Linked DNA regions of Homo sapiens: region 2 is linked to region 1. The links are chromatin contacts, found by Hi-C or POLR2A ChIA-PET in ENCODE. All regions are on one chromosome and are shown on one strand. The core of a region is the stretch at or near the end of the contact, and the rest is flanking DNA. Distances in the headings are between cores, read along the strand shown.

Region 1 (5,347 bases), core at 2,040-4,539:
GAGCCCTTTGAGAAAACCCCAGTCCTTAAAGATAGACTTTGCTTCAGGATTCAAGGCACAGAATTAAAAGTCATAGAATTTAATTCACCCAACTATCTTTACTCCATCAAGATTTTTGTTATTGTTTTAGCAGAATCAGACTACAAATACACTGGGTAGAAATAATAATGCAAAAATACCTCTCCCAAACAAAAATTGCAAAACATCAATTGGTTATTCAAATTAAAAAAAACATTTTATTTAACAAACCAGTAGACCTATCAGAAAATCAGGATTTTTCAAATTGTCTACCTTGTGGATGATATTCTATTGAATTTGTCAAGCCTTCGAAGCTTGGAACCTTACAATACGAATTACTATTTGTTTAATATACATATTACTAAGTAACTTGTTTATTAAAGGTCATTTATTTTCATCATCAGAAACTTACTGGGTATCAGAAGAGCACACATATTCAAACTGCATCAGTTTATAGGTGATTTGATATGTCCTCTTGTTTTTTTAAAAAAAAACAGCACATAAAGTCAGTGTGAGGAAAAATAAGCTCTATTTAAAAATTTGAGGCAAAAAATAAAATTGCGCTGGATTAGAGACCCCCAACCGACTTTCCAACCAATCCCTCTGTAATAAGCACAGAGGAGGCACTCAACCATCTTTTGGATGGTCAAGTGAACTCATTTAAATATGACAAGTATCCCCCCTAAGACTCCCATGAATCAACACAGCCACAAACCATGGAACTCAGGTACGGGCAGGTAGAGAGCAGGTAGAAAAAAAATAAAGGAAATGGTGTCCACTGTGATCCCCTCCATCCATGTGAAACTCATTATCTCTGCACTGAGATAAAATACACAAGATATCCTCAGAACAATTTCAAGTCTGAATATCAACATAAGCAGAATAACAGGGTGCAGGTGGTACCTCAGGGCTGAGAGAGCACAGGCCCCAGGGCTGGTCAGGTTGATCTTGCAACGTCCGTTTCTGAAGTCGGGCCTGGGCAGGATAACAGTTTTCTGATCATATAATTAATGATTGGCATCTCCCAGTCTCAGGAAAAGGCAAACCATATTCAGGGAATAAATGTGTACAACAAAGATGAAAAGGTTGACATCTTTAATACAAATAAAGCTTTTCTACATCAATAAGAAAAAAGATAAACAGCCCAGCCCAGTAACAGGGAACATAAGCAACTGCACCAAAGAAGAAATACAATTGGCTAATGAAAAAGAAAATAAAATTCAATCCAACTAGATAACAATCAGCTACTCAAATAATCTAGTGCCACTTTTTACTCAACAACATGGCCAAAGTTGAAAATAACCCTGTATTATGGAAGGGGCAGGGAAAAGACTTACTCGAATATGATCTGTGGGAAAGCAATAGTCACAACTTTTCTGGAGAGATATCTAAAATGATGACACAAATATTCCAATTCTAGAAATTTTTCTTAAGGAAAACATAAGTTAATGGAAGGATTTACATATAATTATCTTCAGGCACGGTGGCTCATGCCTGTAACCCCAGTACTTAGGGAGGTTGACGCAGGAGGATGGCTTGAGCCCAGGTTGAGGATGCAATCAGCTATGACTGTGCCACTGTACTCCAGCAGCCCAGGTGACCATGTCTCAAAAAAAAAAAAAACAAAAAAACAAAAAAAACTTCAACCCAGCATTGTTTTTAATGGTAAAAATAACCATAGTAATAGGTGAGGTAAATTGCATCACAGCCAGCACAGGCATAGGTTGAATACTACATAGCCATTAAAAGCCCTGAGGCTGAAAAACTACCTAATGACAAAATATTGTTTGTGGAACACTGCAAAGTAAAAGTAGGCAACAATACACTCAGAAAATGATCTCTTTTTAAAAACATTTATGCACACATATAAGCATAGATTTCATTCTCATTTTTTTTTTTGAGACGAAGTCTCGCTCTTGTCCCCCAAGCTGGAGTGCAATGGTGAGATCTCAGTTCACAGCAACCTCTGCTTCCCGAGTTCAAGTGATTCTCCTCCCTCAGCCTCCCGAGTAGCTGGGATTACAGGCACCTGCCACCATATGCCTGGATAATTTTTGTATTTTTAGTAGAGATGGGGTTTCACCATGTTGGCCAGGCTGGTCTCAACTCCTGACCTCAGGTGATCCGCCCGCCTTGGCCTCCCAAAGTGCTGGGATTACAGGCGTGAGCCACCGTGCCCGGCCATTTCATTCTCATTTTCTACCACCCCCTCATGAAGCACACGTAAGGCATAGGTATTTTTCTGTATTGTGAGATGACAGGTTACTTCTCACTCTGAGCTTTCCAGTGCTTTTAGAAATGAAACTGTATCACTTCTGTAACTTGGAGAAGTTATGGAGTTTGACAATGTCAGGTCTAATTAGAATCAGCCATATGAGAAATCACTACTGGCAGCTGAACACTTGGCAAAGAAAAGATGTATTTAAATGAAGCCTTAGTGGAGATCTAAAACTGCATACTAAAGGAACTCTCAGGTATTGGCAATTGTAAGTCAGACTCGCTAACAAAAATTCTGAGATGCAGCTGGCCGGGCGCAGTGGCTCACGCCTGTAATCCCAGCACTTTGGGAGGACGAGGTGGGCGATCATTTGAGGCCAGGAGTTCCAGACCAGCCTGGCCAACATGGTAAAACCCCGTTTCTACTAAAAATACAAAAATTAGCCAGGCATGGTGGCACGTGCCTGTAAACCCAGCTACTTGGGAGGCTGAGGCACATGAGAATGGCTTGAACTCAGGAGGTGAAGGTTGCAATGAGCCGAGATTGTGCCATTGCACTCCAGCCTGGGTGACTGAGACGGTCTCAAAAAAAAAAGAGATGCAGCTATTACCAGCCCTGTTCCCACTCTTCACAATAGGCTTGGCTATCGACTAGAAATGTACTTCAAAAAACCTCTCTTCCCCGGCACATGCTGGACACCCTTGCTGAGCAGCAGCCACCACCATACAACCCCTCCCATAGTGTTGCCTTGAACAAGGAGCAAGGCCTCAGCAAAGTAATTTTCAAGGAAGACCTCCCTCCACCTTTGGTCCTCAGAGCTTCGTGCATAAACTCAGTCCTGCACTGTTCTTCAGAAATCTGGAAACAGCAGTGAAGACATAAAGGAAAACCCTGGGAGTGAAAGAAGAAAAGTCAACCGAAGTTTCTCCTTGCAGAATTCTGTCATCGTGATGGCCAATTTCACCTTGGAGCAATGCAACAGATGATGGTGCCTCCAACTGGGACCTGCCGTGCAGCTCCTCGGGCAGGAGACTATCAGTGACTTAAGGGACCACTAGGGGGCGATTTAGGAGTGAACAGTTTTCTATCCTTAAGAAAGATAAGCCAGGAAGCCTTAATTTCCAACCTTAAGTCACTGGAGGGTATTAGCTCCCAGGTAAATCCTGTTTTTAATTTTAACTATAAATGTAAACAGGGTCTTTCATTTTAACTTCTCCAGAAATGTAAACGTGGAGAACTTTCTGAAAGAGATATGTGAAAAGGCAGGGTATGGCACACAAAATTGATACATTGGAAAATAAATATTTTTTCTCTCCCCTGTCCACTTCCCTAGCCATAACCAAGGCCCTCTCATACAAAAACCAAAAAAGAAAAATAAACCTCTGGCAACAGAGCCCCTAGTGTCCCTTTGAGGTTCTATTTATATATTATGCCTATGGTTTATCCAGACAGGCCTAAAACGTCTCTGCAGCAGCAAAGACAATTTCCCCCACCCAGGCTCTCAGCATTTATCTGTAAGCCTCACGTGGCAATTAGTTACTTACTGTGTAGTGAGGGCTCTGGTGTTGGTGTTTAACTCTCCTAAGCTGCCTTAAATCCTTTGTGGAAGGAGGCAAGATATAAATAGTAGTTTTTAAAACACACAGGCTTACTCTGTTATTTCCATTTCTTATGTGTTTTGACTTTTCCTTTTTTACTTTCCAAGCCCCCCGTGAGGAAGTGACTTTGCCCTCATAATCACATTGGAAACCAGCCATCTGGAGATGGGATGGTCTCAGGGCAACACGCTCACTAAGCATCTACCATGCAACAGGCACAGGAAAGGGCGGACCCAGGAGGACGCAGACCCATGCGGTCTCAGCCCTTTAGGTGCAGAAATTGGACCTCTGTCTGTTTGTCCTGTAATTTCTCCAACATGTGGGCACTAGGCTGATCATTTCATCTCCCCTGGCTCAGTTTCCTCTTCTATAAAAACAAGGTCATTGAAAGAGATGGTGGCTCATGTCCCTTCTGGATCTCCCAGTGCTATGGCTCAAAGGGGCGTTCCCTCAGTACTCAACTAACGTACTGACAAACTAGGCTTTCAGTCTTGGAGGGCAAGAAGTATCTCTCACCTGAGATCCTGCAGGAAAGTCACAGCAAAATTTAATTTTAAATTGGAGATTCAGGCTTTTAGGCCTTTCCAAGGAAAACAGCCTCTTCTCTTACTGCCTAAGCAACTCCTAGCAGTAACTTTCAACTCTGATTGAATAATCAATTCTTGCCCAAAGACGCCTGAGTAAATACCAAACAGACAACTTCCTGCCTTGAATCCTGGCACGGGCGGGCGGCTCTTCTCTGTGACTTCCCTGAAAACCCACTGCAAATGTTTCCACCTGGGGAAATCAGGGGCTGAGGCCTCCAGCCACCCTTTCCTTGAAAGCAATCGTTGCAAATGTTTTGAAAACAACGGATTATCTTTAAAGAAGCAGTAACAACAGAAAGCCATTTGTTTCTTCTACCATGACTGATTCATCTGTCGTACACTGGAGGTTGGGGGTGGAGGAGGAGAGGCCCTCAAACAAATGTTTCCTATCAGTGGCAAGTATTTTGATAATCAGGAAAATACCAAATAGATTTGCAACCAGCTTGGTAAACTACTTAGCTTGAGGATTCAACAGGATCCCTACTGCACGCTTTCTGCCTCCTGTAGCTAACTCTGTCCATTTTTGTGTCACGTAATTCTTCAGCCAGAACTCAAGCACGACCGTAATAAATATAGTTCATGGGTATGTAAAACTAGTGCTCCTTATGTACAACCTTTTACGTCTGGTCTTGCCTGGAAACTGGTGGCTCCATTTCTAGATCTCTACCCGAGAAGAAACACTAGCACATATACACGCACAAGGAAAAAGGTCTATGAAGGCTCGCAGCACCATTGCTTGGAAAAGCAAAAAAGCTGCAGTCTAAATATCCAGTTATAGGGGAATAAATAAAGCATGTGCTCTATGCCAGTGAAGAGGCCTGAGTCAGAAGGAAATTTAAAAGACCACATAAGCACAAAATACAGAAGGAAAGAAAACATAACATTCATAGAGATCGACTCCTGCAGTGGGGAGGAGGCTGGTTTGG
Region 2 (5,347 bases), core at 944-3,443, 210 kb after region 1:
ATGATTCCTTACCTCCCACTGGGTCCCTCCCACAACACATGGGGATTATGGGAACTACAATTCAAAGTGAGATTTGGGTGGGGACACAGCAAAACCACATCACCAATCCTACTCCTGTCTCAGGGCCTTTGCACTTGCTCTACCTCCACCTGAAATCTTCCTCCACTAGATCTTCACATGACTTGCTCACTCGTTTCATTCAGTGTTCTGCACATGTCTCCTCCTCAGAGAGGCCTTCCCTGACACCCCATCTAACAGTGCCTCCTGCCTCCATTGTTCTCTGTCCTCTTGTCCTGCTTTGAATTCCTTCATAGCACTTAGCACAAACTGACATGACTTTATAAATTTCTTTGTTTCCTACTTGGCTGCACCACTAGAATGGAAACTCTCTGAGGACATGGGACATCTTTGTCTTGTTCACTGTGGAATTTCTAGTGTTTAGAACAATTTCTGACAAATTGTAGATATTGAATACTACTTAGATAAATAGCTACAGTCATTTATTAGAATATGGATGTGTAACAGACACAGCACTAGGTGCTATGAATACTGGGACAAATGAGACTATTCCTGCCCTCGAGGAGTTGCCAGTCTTGTGCGGTCATTCTTGACATGTTCTCCTTGGGCCATCAGCATTGGCATCATGTGGGAATTTATTAGAAAGACAAATTCTCAGATCCCATCTGGACCTACTGAAATAGCAACACCATGAGTGGGGCATCTGTCTGCATCTTAACAGGACCTCCTGACAGCACAGATGTGGGGTGGAGTTTGAGAACCACTGGTCTAGTGGGAAAGTCAGATCTTAAGCAGTTATGGTATAGTGCTGGCCAGTGTCATTAGCAAATGCTAGAAGTTTAAAGAATTTCTTTGTTATAGGTAAGACTACTGTGCCAGTTCAAATAAATTCCCCAGCATATTTGTCATTTTCCATTTTCTTATTGTTTCCATTTTTCTAAAGCAAGTGAACTTATACTCTGAACAGAAGGGAAAGAAAAACAAAACCAAAACCAAAACTGCAGGTTCAAGACCAAGGGAGTTGTAGCCTAGTTTAACCAGTTTTCTAAATCCAGTTAAACTAGGTTATAACTCTCGGGGCTGGCCCACGCTCTGTGCTGTTTAAATTACAGAATCTCAAAGTGGATTGGAACAACAGGCCCAGTGTTGCCTGGTGTGAGCCTGCAAAGTACCTAGACAATAGAAGTCACTCACAAACAAGGACTTAATACAGTGCTACGGATCAAAACCTCAGTGGAAAGTTAGCCTTGGTCCAAGAAAGCAGGCCAGCTCGATTTCAGCCCCACTCTATCTGCACTGTCCACATGTGAGTGTCTCTGCTTGAGGTTTCTGTTAATGAGTTATTAGTACAGTTTTTAGTGAACACCAGTGGGCTATTTCCCCACCACCCTTACAAACACCAATTAGCCTGTCCAGACCTCTGATTTCAGCATCAGATAAAAAGAAGACCTCCTGGATGTTTCTACCTCATATTTACCCACTGAGCAATACTTTGTGAACCAGTTTAATTGGCTTGAATACCTCAGACATGCTATCAGCTGATAAATCAGCAGGCGGCTCTTAGAAAATTAGGTCAACCTTAATCTTATTTTATTTAGAACCTGGAGTTGGAAAGAAAGAAAGAAAGAAAGAGAGAGAGAGAAAAAAAAGAAAAGAAAGGAAGGAAAAGGATAGAAGTTTGACTAGGTTTCATTGTGTTGAATTTATTGGCTATTTCAAATCTTCCAGGATGTCTGCTGAAGCCCATATGAAAACAGTTAAATGCTATTCTAACAGACTCCAATATGCTAGGAATATGATAGGGGATGTTGAATGGAAAATTCTCTAATTACTATGTTCATATTTCATGGTGAAATATATTCAAGATTAACTATATTCTAATGGGATGGTACATGTATCCAAAACATTTGGGGGCAGCTTGGTTGGGTGGGAAGGAAAAATAGCTTAATTAGGCCAGAGATAGAGTGTTCATAGAATTTCTTGTTGTACACAGCTAGTTTTAAATTTCTTGTTTCACAACTTTGAGCTACTGTTTATGAAATCAGCATTGTTAGGAAATAAATTTGGTCAGCATGCCCATCTTTCCATTTCTACACATGTGGGGCCATATTTGATGCAATGTGAGCCGTTAAGAGTCAGGGCAGCCGCCTAAGGTAAGGTATGAGGTACATAAGGCCCTCTGTGGGTTTCACAGTCATCTACTGAACTTGGAAGCCAGTCAGATTTTCTGAAAATATACTGAAAATGACGTTAAACTACAAAGCCGAGTTTTCAATATGTTGTAAACATCCTCACAGCGAGAGCAAAAATAGCCCACTTTGATTCATTGCCTGCCAATGCTTGCTCTCAAGAGTAGCCAAGAGGAGCAAAGAAGCTGGAAAGGAAAAAAGAAAACCAGAAAGAGACAAACAGAGAGACAAGAGAGAGAAAAAGGGTCGCGGGTTAAGAGAGACAGAGAGAGAGAGCAAGAGAGGAAATTTTAAAGTAAACAAGCAGCTCTAAGTACCCTGGACTTAACTTGCTGAAAACTTCAGTGGAAAGGGCAAGCCTCACTCGGAGGATCCTCGGATAATAAAAGACGTCTTGGTTTTATGAAGGTAACTGGCATTGGCAGAGCTGCTGGCTGCCTGCCTGCATAGTCCCACGACCTATGACTTAATTTGGATTTTGGATTCATGCAAATATGAGCATCAGAGAGGAAATAAAGTCTCAGCTGACAACCAGAATGAATTTCCTAGCAGAGCTCATGAGTACATCCTTACTGTGGAGAAATAAGGGGTTTTCCAGGGCTTCCCAATTCTCAATGCTTCTAGCACTTGGATATAAAATGTTAAGCAGGGTCCATTTATAGATGACAGAGGGAGGAAAAAATTACAAGAAGAAATGATGTTCATAATATTTAGAGTACGCGCATGGGAAAGATATTCAAAAGAAACAATGCTGATTATGTAAATATTTTCACTCCAAAGTTTGATGAAGTTAGTATTTGTTTTCTTATTCTCTACTATTTTTATTGCAAATTTATAGAATTTAACATTTTTTTCTTTTACAATGGCATTTTTAATTGAGTTTTTAAAACCTTCAAGCATGTTTAATTCCATTGCATTCTTCTTCTTATTCCATATTCCTTTGAGTAGCTCACATCTTTCAAAAAACTTTGCTCCTGGATCTCGTAGACTCAATTTTAGAACTGATGTTCCCTGTTTCAGGCCACCATATTTGCTCTATTTAATAACATGTTATTCCAGGGATTTCATAGATCACCAGAGAAGCCCTAGTTATCTGCTTCAGCCCAGATTCCTGGGTCCAAATCCCAGTTGCACAGTTTGATAATTGTTCAACTTTCACAAGTTACATATTTTCTCTGTAATTCAGTTTCCCCATTTTCAAAATGGAGACAAAAATAATACCTATCACATAGGGTTGTTGTGGAGGTTAAATGAGTTGGTATAAATTAAACGCTAGAATAATTCCTGGCACATGGTAAGTACCATAGAAATGTTAGTTGTTATTCTGAGTCACTCAATCATTAATTTATACATTCAAGTTTTATTGGGTTATCTATGCTCTACTCCTCTGACTACAGGGCCTTTGCAACTATAGTTCTCTTCGTCTCTGTTTTTTCCCTCTTTACTCGAATAAACTATACTCTTCCTAACTTAACCTGAATGCCATTTTCTCTCAGAGGTTCCCCTGTACCCCCAGAATAGATCAGATTTTCAGTGTCCTCAGTTCCCTTCCTTCATCACGTTTATAAGAGAGTTTGTAATTATGCATTTGGCTTTTATTATTTGGCAACTATATGCTCCTCCCTAGACCATGCACCCCATAAGAGCATGTACCACGCAAGTTTTTGTTCACCATTGTATCCTCAGTGACTAGCGGAGAGTAGATGTTCAAGAAGTAATTGCTGCTGAACCAGCGGGCAAATGTGCCATCACTGTACTGGGCACTAATGAGTAAAGATCAGTAATTCCTGCTCTTAAGGTACTTGCAGACAACTAGAGGCTGGAGTCCAGTCTGGACTCAATTTCAATTGTCCAGGTGAATAATGAGGAAAAGCACAACCTAGGGCAGTGGCAATGTTTCAGATCACCTGGCTCTGTGGCCTCATCATCTGCCCTGGTGGCCTCCAGAACACTTGATGGCAGGGTCCCAAGAACAGGCAATAAGAATCTGGCTAGCAGAGGAGGATAAAGTGCCTATGCCCTTTCAGAAAATTGCCCTTGGGAACCCTCAATTCGTACTGAATCTCTAGCTTAATGATAGCAGGAAACTCCAAGAAATTTCTCTCCAATTTTTTTCTTGGATAACTTATTCAGGCTGCTACTGACAGTGCCTCTGCAAAGCTTCCTCTTCCTGTAAAATAATTTTAAACTTAATTGTGAGTTCAGTGGTAGTTGTGATTCTCAGATGTCTATTCTTTTAAGGAGTTGGCATTGGTCTACTGTTTTATGCATAACATTTGACTGCATCTTCAAACTTTGCCTGGTGTTTCACTACCAGGCATACTCAGTTCATCTACGTAGTGTGGAGAAAAATGGAGATTGGAGGACTTCATCTCAAAACTTTAATCCAGCCAAGCTTGTATCTTATTTCTATTTCCTTTCTACACTCACAGGAATAATAGTTTTACAGCGATGAACATCATCAACATACATTTATTAAGTACTTATAGCTTAGTAAGTAGGTCATGGCATATAGGACTTTAGGTTATAGGTCTTTTATATCTCTACCAATAGCTGGTTATATGACTTCAGGTTAATTACTTAATATACTGTGCCCTCATTTTCTTTCTGTATTATGCAGGTTATTTTGATACTTGCATCATAGTTTCTGTGAAGTTCAAGTGTGAGGAAGCAGTGAAGTAATTAGATCAGGGGTCCCCAACCTCCAGGCTGCAGACCTATACACAGGCCTATTAGGAACCAGGCTGCATAGCAGCAGGTGAGCAGCAGGCGAGTGAGCGTTACTGTCTGAGCTCCACCTCCTGTCAGATCAGTGGTGGCATTAGATTCTCATAGGAGTGTGAACTCTATTGTGAACTGTGCATGTGAGGGTTGTAGATAAAGTGCCCCTTATGATAATCTAACTAATGCCTGATGATCTGAGGTGGAAGAGTTTCATCCCTAAACCATCTCCCCCAACTCTTCCCTGGTCCATGGAAAAAACTGTCTTCCATGAAACTATTCCCTGGTGTCAAAAAGGTTGAGGACCAATAGCTTAGATAATACATGCACAGAATGCTCAATAATGGTAGGAATAAGGCTGATGCTGGTACTGATAATGTGTTCCTCGTTTGTGAAGTTCATCATGATCTCAACTCAGG

What was found. Hi-C counts contacts between places; a loop is a spot of excess contacts on that map. ChIA-PET counts read pairs that join two places held with the same protein, here RNA polymerase II (POLR2A). Pooled maps may share reads with other maps.
Region 2: a loop to region 1 is called in a map of psoas muscle, with 2.3 times the contacts of the local background. The contact joins two enhancer-like sites. A Hi-C loop is called at or near these places in 6 of 168 maps with a recorded cell type or tissue (Caco-2, Calu3, IMR-90 and 3 more) and 7 of 50 pooled maps. POLR2A ChIA-PET finds 5 or more read pairs at or near these places in 1 of 52 experiments (RWPE1).

The regions. Positions count from the first base shown.
Region 1 is chr3:73,505,269-73,510,615 of GRCh38, forward strand. The region is part of intron 3 of PDZRN3 (PDZ domain containing ring finger 3); the gene reads right to left. Among named protein-coding and RNA genes, the nearest start is that of PDZRN3-AS1, 120 kb to the right of the region's middle. Within about 2 kb of position 3,290, at least 4 of the 41 ENCODE cell types and tissues checked have a DNase peak (open chromatin) inside an H3K27ac peak, as active enhancers do.
Region 2 is chr3:73,717,423-73,722,769 of GRCh38, forward strand. No RefSeq gene overlaps it. Among named protein-coding and RNA genes, the nearest start is that of LINC02005, 89 kb to the right of the region's middle. Within about 2 kb of position 2,194, at least 9 of the 41 ENCODE cell types and tissues checked have a DNase peak (open chromatin) inside an H3K27ac peak, as active enhancers do.